2 separate regions of the Mus musculus genome follow, and region 2 is linked to region 1. The links are chromatin contacts, found by Hi-C in ENCODE. All regions are on one chromosome and are shown on one strand. The core of a region is the stretch at or near the end of the contact, and the rest is flanking DNA. Distances in the headings are between cores, read along the strand shown.

The links. A loop is a pair of places that touch in the nucleus more often than their neighbours do.
Region 2: a map of left cerebral cortex shows a loop between it and region 1 (3-fold over the local background). The contact joins the enhancer-like site here to the promoter of Vrk2 in region 1. A Hi-C loop is called at or near these places in 3 of 37 maps with a recorded cell type or tissue (T-helper 2 cell and left cerebral cortex).

What each region holds. Positions count from the first base shown.
Region 1 is chr11:26,590,331-26,597,005 of GRCm38, forward strand. Vrk2 (vaccinia related kinase 2) reads right to left here and starts at 3,590. Exons shown (of 13, transcript NM_027260.3): 1 at 3,260-3,590; 2 at 1,257-1,397. The coding sequence starts at 1,392.
Region 2 is chr11:26,955,935-26,963,337 of GRCm38, forward strand. No RefSeq gene overlaps it. Among named protein-coding and RNA genes, the nearest start is that of Gm25387, 360 kb to the right of the region's middle. Within about 2 kb of position 5,802, at least 2 of the 3 ENCODE cell types and tissues checked have a DNase peak (open chromatin) inside an H3K27ac peak, as active enhancers do; they include left cerebral cortex, where a contact is called at or near this core.

The sequences.
Region 1 (6,675 bases), core at 2,340-4,839:
TTCTTACCCAATGAAGACTACTTGCTCATATACACCTTTCCAAGATAGTTTCTAAAATTCAGATGGTGGGAGGGGATGTCACCAACATGCTGAAAAACGCATTGTAAAACAGATTTTATTTGGGGCAATAACAATCAGAAAACAAAAATCAAAAGCCATGTGACTAACAGGATGTTCTGCATTTGAAAAGAGATGTCCATCACTCTAACACATGGAGAGTCATCTTTTACAACCAGAGCCAAATAAGTAGTGTGTATGTGCACACACAGCCTTATAAAAGGTGTATATAAAGGTGACTCTTAATCTCCAACTTATACCTGAATCATGTTATCCAAGATCTTTCATGAAGTATATACTCCAAACCCAGTTGATTCTTTTCTAATCACCAATATTTTATTCATCAAACGTAGTCATTTTCGCCATCCCACCACAGCACTAAGATATTCCTAAATGGTCTCTTTAAATTCAGCATAATTTCTAAATATTTAGATGTAGTGTAGACGTACACCCACGCAAGGTCCCCTACCTATCATAAAGCACAGAGGGTAATCTGAATATCCACTTTGTCATTTTCCCAGGGAGAGCATAGCCAGTAAACTGCAGTCACACGAGAGAAGTTTGTTCACACCACATAAAAGATGCTTTCAGTCATTAACCTTAAGTCTAGGTAGAACCCTAGCGTTGCCTAGATAATAATTATTAGGAGTCAAAACGTAGAGAACAGAGCTACAGCACAGCAGGTAAAGGTGCTTTCTCCAGAAGTATGCCCACCTACCTGAGTTGGCATCCTAGAAACCACATAAAGGTGGGAGGATTGTCCCCTGACCACCACAGCTGCCCTGTGACATGTCCGACAGATATCATACATATAATATAGCAAATATTTTTTAAAAAGGATCACAAAATATTTATATTTATACAGCTGTTGTTTATAACATATAAAAATAAGTGGTTTCAGGAAAACAAGTTCTCAAAAAGAAAATTTGAATTCTGTCTGGCAGATTGTGCAATTATGCTCTGAAAAGACTTCTAAAACTTACTGGGGGAAAAAGAAGACAAACAGGGAACATGTTATGTCAGTTATGGTTTGAACCTAATGTTTAGTTAATGTACTAAACATTAACTATCTTCAAATTACTTTTTTAAAAAAAGAATCTATGAATTCTGTTATTTCAGTTAGCTCTTAAAATACCATTGTTACCATAGTTACAAAGATCACAGACGTAATTAGACTTGGCAATTTAGTCATACTTTACCTAAGTATATCAGTCCAAACCCTCCAGAGCCGATCATCTTGCCCAGTGCCCACCGGTTTCCTTCCATATCATCCAGAATTTTGCCTTCTGGGAGTGGAACCGGAAGCTTATATTTCTCTTTTCTTCTTGGTGCCATCACATCTATTGGCAGATGGATGAGATAAATAGTTAAAACTCTAGCATTGAAACTCATTTCTCCTAATGTCTTTCCCAGAATTAAGATTAGGATCCTGAAGTCAATTCCAACTGGATAAGCCATCCACAACATTCAAGTTAGAAATTCAGATACTTTGAAACCTAAGAGATACTGACATGTGTATGTATGTATGTATGTATATATATATGTAATAATATATACATAATATATGCAATACTCTTGTAGAGGATGATCTGGGTTCAGTTCCCAGTGCCCACATGGCAGCTTATAACTCTCTGTAACTCGAGCTCTGGGGCCTGATATATTTGACCTCTTCAACTGGCACCTGTATACACACACACAAAATTAAAAATTAAAAATAAATTTCTTAAAAATTAAAAATATCTACTGTGTTTCATTTAAATCAATACTTCAAAATTTCATGTAGGAGTTTATTAATATTTAGCAACACTATAGAATGTAATTAATTATCATTGTATAGAAATTAGCAAATGAGTAACGCGATTAATATATAATTAATAAATATTAGAAAAAATGCTTGAAATTAGATGTGAAAGTAACCATGGTCTTCTTAGTATTTCTAGACTAAAACAAAAACAAAAACAAATAAACAAAACCATGGTAAAGCAACTTTGGAATTACTTCATATAGTTTACAATCCACCTGAAAGGGGAGTCAGGGCAGGAACTCAAAGCAGCAATTGCAGGCAGGTACTGAAGCCACCATGGCAGACCCCCCTGCTCAATAGCTTGTCCTGCTCCGAACTGGATCAACCAGCTTGGCTTTCTTAAACAAACCAGGCCCAAGGGTGGCACTGCTGGCCTGGGCCCTCCCCCATCTATCACTCCAACAGATCCGCATCTGCCCCTGAGTAAATCTAATGGAGGTATTTTGCCACTTGAATTAAATTTCTGTGGCCTTCTTCTGGAATGTGGGATTCCTGTTATCTGTAGAGCTGTAATCTCTAAGGCAAAGCTGTTCTCACATTGATGGGAGTGGGTAAGAGGGAGGGTCAGAAAACCAGAGAGCCTGAACTAGTCAGTGTCCTGATAGGACAGGTTAGCTTGTCATGGAAATCCTTGCTCGTGGAAGTCATTCGCAGGTGTTTTGCTTGGTGGTGGTAAGACACTACCAAAGGTCAGATGCGACCTTTGAATTTAAAGCTGTACCCTTCCCCAGCCACTAACAGCCTCACATTAATCTCAACATTCAACATTTGTCCCTCTTCCCAGATGGCCCTGCATGGAGACAAGTTGATAACAACAGCAAAATCTAACCAGGACAAATGCTTTCGTGAAAATTATTCAAAAATACTGACAGGGTACAAAACGTTTCTCTTAAGCTACCCATCTATGCTTAAGTAGTTTTCCCTCCTTCGCTTACTGAACCCAGTGCCTCCGAGGCGGCTGAAACTCCACTCCAGTGGGCTGAACAGAGCCCGGAGGAGAGCGGGAAATCTAAACCAGGAACAACTGGGCCACCGAATTGAAGGAGGTTGTGATTCACCGGGTTCCCTCAACAGGGCGGTATGTTGGACACACGCGCCAAAGTTGCTGGCTAAAGTTGGCAAGTCTTCCTAGAACAACTTCTAAGCGGGGCAGCTAAAAGTTTGGGGACTCGGTGCTTCCGGGGTGACGCTCGCCCGGTTCAAACGCTCCCTCCCGGCCTTGAGCGGCGACCCCGTCCCGGGGATGGCAGTCCGGAGCTGTGCAGAAGCGCCGGCCGGTTTCCGGGATGAGTCGGTACCGGGTGCGGGGGCTGAAGCTGGGCCTGCAGCGGGCCGGGACAACGCCGCGGCCGCCCGCCGGGCACTGAGCGTCGGAGCCGGGGTGGAGGGAAGACTGACCTGCCGCCGGAGTCCCCACAGCGCTGGTCTCCTAAGGCCTCGCAGCCAGGTGGGCCTCTCCGGGCTCCTCCCAGGGGCCGGGCGAGCCTGTGGGCCGCCTCCCGGCAGCCAGCCCTGGGAGCCCCAGAGTCTGGCGGAGGCCGCCCAGTGGCAGAGGCCGCCCAGTGGCAGAGGCTGCAGCGGTGGAGGGGCGGTACCGAGAGAGAGGGTTAGAGTTTCCAAGCACCGGACCCTGCCAAGGCCTGTCTGAAGAGCCTGCAGATTAACCTGGGGGTAGTAAACTGGGCCAGCGCTTACAGAAGAACTGAACCCTTCCTGTACCAGTTCTGAGTACCAACCCCTTTCAAATTGCTCAGATCCTTACCAACAGCTCGCCCAGCCTCTAGGCATACCCAGACAGCCTTGTAACTGGGAGGGCCTGTATCTATCTGGGTGTGTCACTTGCAAGTGACTGCCCTAGGCCTAGTTCTGTCATTTAATACTTGGATAATGTTTAAAACGAAAGTTACTACATTTCTACGTTCCCATCTGTAAAATGGAAAACATAAGTTATTGAGTTTTAAGGTTACTATGACAGCTGAGAGAAATATGTTAAGTATATAGAAATTCTTTAAGGATACACAACTTACATTTTAGAGCAAACAAACAAATCTTTATAAAAAAGACTGTTCAAACAGCACTTTAGTTTCTTACCTAAAAACACTCAATAATTGTCCAGATGCAAATACTGAAAGAAAAACAGCCATTTTCTCTGCGAAGGCTAAAGTTATGTTTTAAGTTTTAGTTACTATACTTTAAGAGACCTATAAAACAGCCTGTCAGTGGTGGCACAAGCCTTTAATCCCAGCACTTGGGAGGCAGAGGCAGGTGGATTTCTGAGTTCGAGGCCAGCCTGAGTTCCAGGACAGCCAGGCTACACAGAGAAACCCTGTCTCGAAAAAAAAAAAAAAAAAAAAAAAAAAAAAAAGGAGAGAGAGACCTATAAAACAAACAAACAAACAAACAAACAAATCTCTAATTTGTAAGTCCCACTTGCTCAAGGTAACTTCTAGGAATGCTGGAGGCTGTTGTTCAAGAAAGATAACAAGCTTGCCCAAACTGCACAAGATCTGCTTAGTCACATGTAGGTGGGAAGTAAATGGGCAGGAAGAATGTTTGCCCTTGATTCCACAAAGGCAGAAAGTGCATACCCTTGTGGGATTTGCCTTCATAAGCCCCTGACAAATGCAATATGGTGCCATACTCTGGAATTCCTGGTGTAGACTTGGCCTGTGTCCATCATTCCTGGCCAGTATTTAATAAAGCTTGATTCAAGAGTGACTCAAATATCATGGTAGTAGCTTTATTCTTGCCTGATGGTATTAATTCTATTTGCTAAATTTGGTGTAATAAGGAAATAGGATTTTACCAAACTCCAAAAATGGTAAACAGCATGAGACTATTTCTTAAAAGAACGGCATGATTTGGGTATAAAAACATTTTTAAAATGAATTTTGTAGACAGGGGTGTAGCTTTATCGGTAGTGTCCCTCTGACCTGTAGGAAGCCCTCAATAAAATCCCCAGCATCACAGTCAGCTATTGAATGGATCCCAGGGTCCCCAATGGAGGAGCTAGAGAAAGCACCCAAGGAGCTAAAGGGAACTGCAACCCTATAGGTGGAACAACATTATGAACTAACCAGTACCCCGGAGCTCTTGTCTCTAGCTGCATATGTATCAAAAGATGGCCTAGTTGGCCATCACTGGAAAGAGAGGCCCATTGGACTTGCAAACTTTATATGCCCCAGTACAGGGGAATGCCAGGGCCAAAAAGGGGGAGTGGGTGGGTAGGGGAGTGGGGGGTGGGTATGGGGGACTTTTGGGATAGCATTGGAAATGTAAATGAGGAAAATACCTAATAAAAAATTTTTAAAAAATCCCCAGCATATAAAACAGCTCCATAGCACAGGCCTATGACCCAAAAACTTTTGAGGTGGAACACAAGGAAAGAGCTGAAGGTTATGGTCATCTTTCCTACATAGGAAGTTACTGTGTACAGAGAGTAAGGTGGATATGACAGGAACAGAGACAAGTGAGTCACTGAAGCTCATTGACCTACCACCCTTGATTTAGAGATGATACTCAGGTTCAGTGAGAGATCCTGTCTCAAATACACACACACACACACACACACACACACACACAGAGAGAGAGAGAGAGAGAGAGAGAGAGAGAGAGAGAACTAGAAAGATATCCAGTGTTGGAAAGGATGCAGAGGAAATGGAGTTTCATTCTACTGCTTATCCAGACAATTTGTCAGGCTCTGACTTAGCATATCCCATCTTGTCCATAGGAAACATATTCTAAGATTCCCAGGGAATATCTGAAACTCTAGATAGAACCAAACCTTACATATTCTGTAATACGTTTCTTTTTTAAGGTAAGGTCATCCTTGAGGCAAAATAACTTTTATTTTATCTGTAAAGAATTTTACTTATAAATTAGACATAGTCAGGTGTTAACCATAACTAATAATAGGTCAGTAATAAAGATAAATTACAAGGGATTTTATCATATGTGAATATGAATACATTAGTACATTTCTCTTGCTGTGATAAAAAAAATGTCCACGCCAACCTAAGGAAGAGAGAGTATATTTTTGGTTTATGGTTCCAGGGGAATAAGAGTCTATGGTGGTAGAACAACAAGATGGCAGCAGCTATGGCAGCAGGAACAGCAAGCTGAGAGCTCACATCTTGAACCACAAACAGAAAAGAAAAAGAGCCAACTGAAGATGGCAGAATGCCTTTTAATCTCCAGTGACATACTATACCAGGCAGGTGGTGCAAACCAAACCTCCCCAGACAGTGCCAGCAGTTGGAGGCCAAGTGTACAAATGCCTGAGACTGTCTGGGACATTTCTCATTCAAACTAATACAAAATATCTTATTGTACCATATTCACCCTGCTTGTGATAATATGGGGTGACACATGTCTATGTGATGAGACAAAATGAGGTGGATAGTATGGGACATGACATAGAAGAATGACATATTAATTTGAACGCAAGTTGTAATCCCTCAGTAGTCAATGTGAAAACCCTTGTGTTACTGAGTGACTGGCACAAGCAGAGTGTACAAAGTGAATATGTAAGACAAAAGAAGGGCTGAAGCTCTAAACATAACAGGACAAGACTCCATCACACAACTCAGTTTTGGAGTGTTCTATTTCATAGTACAGGATCATGGCTGATTGCAAGTAACTAACACTGTATAAGGTGAAATAACGTACCAGTGTGATACTACGTATGTGACCTCACATGCATGTTCCCAAACTTTTCATCAAGAGAAATGGTACTGAAGGGATAGCTCAATAGTTATGGGAACGTATATCTCTTGCGGAGGACCCAAGTTCCCAGTACCCACGCTGGGCAGCTC
Region 2 (7,403 bases), core at 4,552-7,051, 370 kb after region 1:
CTGGCTTCTGTTTGCATCTTTATAAACTGATTTTCGAAGTGATTTGAAATCACAAGTTCACCCAGGCCACAGAGAACTCAGAGGGTCAGCCTGGGTTGTGTTCTGGCTCCTGTGGATCCAATGAGAATGCCAGAGGCTTTCCTTTCTCTTAGACTGACACGTTCTATATCTCAGTTCTGTGCATCCTGCTCTGTATCCACACACAAAGATGCTTGTTTCCTCTTGTTATGACAAACAGAAATGACAGATCTTTTTTTTCAGTCCTGCAGTATTTGTTTTTCTAATGTTTCTTTCCCAGTACTACCTCTTGCTCTTGGCCCTTTTCTGCCAAGCCTCAGAGCCTGAGAGCCTCACACAGCAGTCTAAAGCTCTCCTTCCACGTGCCAGACCTACTCTGAGTTCTCCTCAGTTCTTCCAAGCAGACGAATTCTTCTTTCCTCTGCAATTCCTCTGGCCTTCTCTAAGAACTCCTCCACCATCTAATTAGAGATCTCTAAGTTACAGCTGTGTTTGTGTTCCAATTTATCTCATGCATACACGAAGTGCCTCCTCCCTCCTCAACCCCACCTCCCTCTCTTTCCTTCATCTTCCTCCCTCTCTTCTTCTTGCCTTTATATATATATATATACTACTTCTTGCCTTTATATATACTTTATATATATATATATACTACTATCCACAGCATTCAAGTCTGCTACACGGAATACCTATGTCTAATCTTGCTTAACGATGGTATGATCAAACTCTTTATTCAGGCCAGAAGTCTGGGAGTCTTGGCAGCTTTTGACAAGTTCACTGCTCAGCAGCCTATGGTTTCTTCTCCCCTACACCTGAAATCGTAAGGATTATAAGTTACTACCTTTGAAAGGCAGAAGTTTCCTTCATTCTCAAATGCTTTGACACAGCCTCTGCTCTCATTGTTGCAAAGCCTTCTAGTTGGTAATCTGTCTCTGGTTCAGGTCTTCTCAGTATCTATCCTCCTGGCATGGTCTTAGAGTTTGTTTATTTGTTTGTTTATTTATTTATTTGGTTTTTTAAAATCATTCATTTACTTGAACCTATATATTTTTTAACCCTCTTCACCAGCTCAAATTCTAAAGTTACACTGGGCGGTGTTGGCGCATGCCTTTAATCCTGGCACTTGGGAAGCAGAGGCAGGTGGATTTCTGAGTTCGAGGCCAGCTTGGTCTATAGAATGAGCTCCAGGAGAGCCGGGGCTACACAGAGAAGTCCTGGCTCAAAAAACAAAAATAAATAAATAAATAAATAAACAAACAAACAAACAAACCCAAAGTCACACAAAGTCTTTTGATCCATCATTTCCCTCTCAGCTTTTTTTCCTTTTTTTGTTCTTTTTTTTTTTTTTAGATATTTTCTTTATTTACATTTCAAATGTTATCACCTTTCCTAGTTTTCCTTTCCGAAAATCCCCTCCCCACCTCCCTGCTCCCCAACCCACCCACTCCCGCTTCCAGGCTCTGGCATTCCCCTATACTGGTGCATAGAACCTTCACAAGACCAAGGGCCTCTCCTCCCATTGATCACTGACTAGGCCATTCTTGGGTACATATGCAGCTAGAGACACTAGTCCCACCATGTGTTTTCTTTGATTGGTGGTTTAGTCCCAGGGAACTCTGGACTCACTGGTTAGTTCATATTGTTGTTCCTCCTATGGGGTTACAAACCCCTTCAGCTCCTTGGGTATTTCTCTAGCTCCTTCATTGAGAACACTGTGCTCTGACCAATGGATCACTGTGAGCATCCACTTCTATATTTGCCAGGCACTGGCAGAGCCTCTCAGGAGACAGTTATATCAGGCTTCTGTCAGAAAAATCTTGTTGGCATCTGCAATAGTGTCTGGGTTTGGTGGTTATTTATGGGATGGATCCCCAGGTGGGGCAGCTTCTGGATGGTCATTCCTTCAGCCTCTACTCCACACTTTGTCTCTGTAACTCCTTCCATGGGTATTCTGTTCCCCCTTCTAAGAAGGATCGAAGTATTCACACTTTGGTCTTCCTTATTCTTGAGTTTCATGTGTTTTGCAAATTGGGTATTCTGAGTTTCTGGGCTAATTCCACTCATTAGTGCGTGCATATCATGTGTGTTCTTTTGTGATTGGGTTACCTCACTCAGGATGATATCCTCCAGATCCATCCATTTGTCTAAGAATTCCATAAATTTGTTGTTTTTAATAGCTGCGTAGTACTCCATTGTGTAAATGTACCACATTTTCTGTATCCATTCCTCTGTTGAGGAAGATCTGGGTTCTTTCCAACTTCTGGCTGTGATAAATAAGACTACTATGAATATAGTGGAGCATGTGTCCTTATTACAATTTGGAACATTTTCTGGGTATATACCGAGGAGAGGTATTGCTGGATCTTCCTGTAGTACTATGTCAGTTTTCTGAGGAACTGCCAAACTGATTCTAGAATGGTTGTACCAGATTGCAATCCCACCAGCAATGGAGGAGTGTTCTTTTTTCTCCACATCCTTGCCAGCATTTGCTGTCACCTGAGTTTTTGATCTTAGCCATTCTGATTGGTGTGAGGTAGAATCTCATGGTTGCTTTGATTTGTACTTCCCTGATGATTAAAGATGTTGAACTTTTTTTTAGGTGCTATTCAGCCATTCGGTATTCCTCAGTTGAGAATTCTTTGTTTAGCTCTCTACCCCATTTTTAATAAGGTTATTTTGTTTTCTGGAGTCCAACTTCTTGAGTTCTTTGCATATATTGGATGTTAGCCCCCTATCGGATTTAGAAGTAGTAAAGATCTTTTCCCAATCTGTTGGTGGCCTTTTGTCTTATTGACAGTGTCCTTTGCCTTACAGAAGCTTTGCAATTTTATAAGGTCCCATTTGTGGATTCTTGATCTTACAGCACAAGCCATTGCTGTTCTGTTCAGGAAGTTTTCCCCTGTGCTCATATCTTTGAGGCTCTTCCCCACTTTCTCCTCTGTATGTTACAGTGTCTCTGGTTTTATGTGGAGTTCCTTGATCCACTTAGACTTGAACTTTGTACAAGGACATAAGAATGGATTAATTTCCATTCTCCTAAACCTGATTAAAAAAAAAAACTTCAGTGAAGTATCTGGAAATAATATTAACCCAAACAAATCAGTGGTCTTCCTCTACACAAAGGATAAACTGAGAAAGAAATTAGGGAAACAGCACCCTTCACAATAGTCACAAATAATATAAAATACCTTGGTGTGATTCTAACTGAGGAAGTCAAAGATTTGTATGATAAGAACTTCAAGTCTCTGAAGTCCAATCCTCATGCATTGGCAGGATTAATATAGTAAAAATGGCTATCTTGCTGAAAGCAATCTAGAGATTCAATGCAATCCTCATCAAAATTCCAACTCAACTCTTCACAGAGTTAGAAAGAGCAATTTGCAAATTCATCTGGAATAACAAAAAAAATCTAGGATAGCAAATCTATTCTCAACAATAAAAGAACCTCTGGTGGAATCACCATGCCTGACCTCAAGCTGTACTACAGAGCAAGTGTGATAAGAAACAGCATGGTACTGGTACAGTGGCAGACAGGTAGATCAATGGAATAGAATTGGAGACCCAGAAATGAACCCACACTTCTATGGTCACTTGATCTTTGACAAAGGAGCTAAAACCATCTGGTGGAAAAAAGACAGCATTTTCAACAAATGGTGCAGGTTCAACTAGCATGTAGAAGAGTTCGAATTGACCCTCTCATCTTTCTTACTGACTGGGAGGCATGATCCGAAGTTTTTGGGATGCCGTATCCTCCAGCATTCTTGCTGCAAGTGACCTCAGAGCTGGATTGAATTGCAAACCATCCCCTTATTAATAAATATCCATTTTACAAGTTATATGTATTTAAGGCTTGCAAATTAGCATTTGATTTACAAGGTACCGTGATTATTGCCACCATCTTATGAATTATCTACCCCACCTGACATGTCACGTGGTAACTTTCCAGGGCTGGCAGCCTCTGGAAGCTTGAACACAGGAAAGGAATGCATTTTCCCTCAGAACTGAACACTGCACACTTGAAACTACCAAAATGGTGAAAAAAAAGGTAGTCTCTGTCTTCTCAAGCCAGCTGGTGTACAGTATCCATTTGTGGCAGCCCTAGGCAACACGATTATTCTTTCCTGGCTCTTCAACTAATTAAGTCCAGCAGCCATCAAGGACCTCCTAGGTCCAGGCAAGGGACCAACTCTGGAGACCGTTCTCCTTGACCTCATTACTGTTTTGAAGCCACCAGCCAGTGTGCTCGAGGACAGTAGACCCAGGCTCTGTTCACAGTGCCTAACACACTGTTGTGGGAAAAGACAGTGGACGTCTGGGGGACCCTCCCCTCTCAGAAATGATACATTCAGATATCACTTACTATGTATGTTCTTTTAACTTTTGTGATGCGAAAATTTTGAGATGCAAGTTCATTATTTATGAATATTCATAGAAAACTTGAACATTTTCCAAACTTGGCCTTTCATTTCTTATCAGCTAACCAAATAATTGATGTGTGTTCTTTTTCTGTAAGAGAATGTTCTCAAGATGTGTGACAGAAGTATTAAATTCATGAATTTTGAGGTTAATTTTGTCTCTGATGATTCAAAGGAGAAGAGAGTTAGCAATAGAGCAAAAATAATTCTCGGCTCTTATCTTTTACTTCTAGACACCTATGAGAGAAGAATGAAGTAATGCTTAGCAACGATTGGTCCATTACAGAGAAGAATCAGGACGTCTGAGGAGCATTTAGAAGCTTCAGAGAAAATACCACTTGGAGTCTGCTTCTGTAGAGCAGCAAAGCAGAGATGCTAGGGATAAAACAGAAACGGAACTGTAGAAAGGACCAACTCCAGAGCGTATTTACCACAGGTGACTGGAGAAGGCACCCGAAGCAGAGAAGTTACTCAAGAGCCTCACTGGGCAGGTGTCATCCTGGAGACAAAAGGACAGGCAAAAGACCTCAAGGGTCCTTGCTAGCCTTGGCGAGCTGGACCTCACCAAGCACAAGCAAGCAAACACACACCTTTCCCTCCATCTTTGGGTGTTTGTTTCCTTATGCACCTGTCATTTTATAAAACAAGGCGAGAAAATACGAATGCTTTTCTGTCATAGTCTGTTATTACAGGAGCAACTTCTAACCAGAAAGAAAAGTACTTCTCAGGCCTTCAGTGAGCTGCCTTCTCATGAACTCAGTCAGAAACACAAAGTGTTATATGTTCCTGTTCTCACCATCATGGGCACTGTCTTTCTCTTTCCCTCCACCCTATTCGTATCCATTTTCCACCCTATTCGTATCCATTTTTGTAGACCTCTTACTGAAACTATGCAAACAAACAAAAACAAAAACAAACAAAAACAAACGTTGTGGGGGCGGGGGAGTGTGCAAAGTGCATAGAAGAGAAAAGGGGAAAAGGAAAAGAAAAAGAGAAGAAAAGGAGAAAAGAAAAGAAAAGAAAAGAAAAGAAAAGGGGCCACTCTCCTGAAAAAAATAAAAAAAGGTAAAGGTGAGATTTCTGTCTTCTGGAATTTTTGCCCCCAGTAGTCGTCTGCTTCATCCTGTAAGGTACACAGTGATGGCCAAGCTCTCCGTGTAAATATGTCACCAGAGAAAGGACTCTTGCACCCAAAGAAAGGAAGCCTAGCAGGCAATGCTCAAACCTTGCTTGTTAGAGGGACGGAGGCCTTTGGGGGCTGTCCCTTTGTCTCTTGCCTTCTAGCTGCTTGGGCATGAAGAAACTGGACAAAGGGCCTGCACTGTGGTAGGGTGTGAACTCTTCAGGCGGCTGCTTTGAGCTTTAATTACCCTCCTAGCTTTCTGTCCAGACCTAGTTGGGCCCTGGGGCAGATTGCAGGGTAACACTGCCATCTAGCGGCCATTCTTGCCTGGTGAGCAGGAGTCTGTGCCCTCAGGCTGGCTCCTTGGCTCACATATTCTCTCTCTCTCTCTCTCTCTCTCTCTCTCTCTCTCTCTCTCTCTCTCTCTCTCTCTCTCTCTCTCTCTCTCTCTCTCTCTCCCTCCCTCCCTCCCTCCCTCTCTCCCTCCCTCCCTCTCTCACTCCCCCTTCTCTCTCTTCTCTCTCTCTCTCTCTCTCTCTCTCTCTCTCTTCTGGCACCCCTCTCTCTTTTCTCTCTCTCTTTTAAAAAAGGATTTTATCCCATCAAGGAAAAAAAAGAGCTGGCTCTTGGAAAACAACCAACTCTGTTGGAACTCGGAGATAATAATCAGTTTCTCTGGGCTTGTGAAATTGGCTCATTAAGCGTGCTTTTTAACAGAAAATATTGGAAGCGATTAAGTCTGCTTTACTGAGTGGGCATGAAATGGCCAACCTTCGGCCACCCACAGCTCCTAGGTGCCTGGCGCCGTTTTATGCATGCGGCGTAATGTCTTTACTTGAAGTGGTGTTTATTCATCACCTGCTTATTTATCTCTTCGCGTTTGGCAGGCACATCGATCAATGTTAAACTGTCACACAAGGTTATTTTTCTTTTACATAACAGTATAGGCCTAAGGTAGTGGCATATTAAAAGTAATAACTTTCTAACTTGTAGCTCAAGATGACAGCCCCATTTTTACCAGAATATATTACAGCACGGAATTCCTCATTCCATTCCCCCACTCCCACCCTACACTTTGGTACGACTCCGCCTCGCCTCTCCAAGGTCAAAGGCTTCCTTCTGCCTAGCTGGCCTCCCACTTTGCATACCACTCAGTTCTCTCTTCACCTCCAGTTATCTGCAGCTTTTAGGCTGATAAGCCCACAGTGAACATTCTGTCCACCTGATGTACACATCTCCTGGTCCCTGTCATGATGACATCTGCCCCTTTGCATAAAGATGCGTCTCAGGGAGCAAAGGGAAGCGAGAGAGGAACGCTCCTTTGTGGTGAAGGTTGTACTGGGCTATTTCCATGTCTGAAGCCATCTCAGTAGAGGTGGGGGAGCCTGTGCAGCTTTATTTTGCTTTCCAGTCACTGGAGATGACAACAGCAGTGACAAACCCTTGGTGTTGGGGGAGACAAACATGTATAAGAAGCTAGCACGGCTTTGAAGCAACCAGCATTGGCCCAGAGCTTTTAAGTTGGGTTGTCTCCCCCTCTGTCCTTTGGCTCTAGGTTCTTTTGTGTTGCCTTCAAACTCCTCCCAGTTTGTGATGCCTCTTTTCTTGGCCACAGGCCAAGCAAGCTTTCTTTGTACACGCAGTTTTTCTTCTCCTTTCTCCCCCTCCCAACCGCCACCCTATTCTAGCCTGAAAATGCCTACAGATAGAATATCAGATCTTTTTAGTTTCGAATTTCAAAGTGGCCCTTAGAATTCCTTCCTGCCCTTGATCTCTCTCCTTTTGGGCTTCAGCTCCTACTTGGACGCTGTTGCTAATTCTGCCTCTTGGACAGTGGCTTTCTGCTA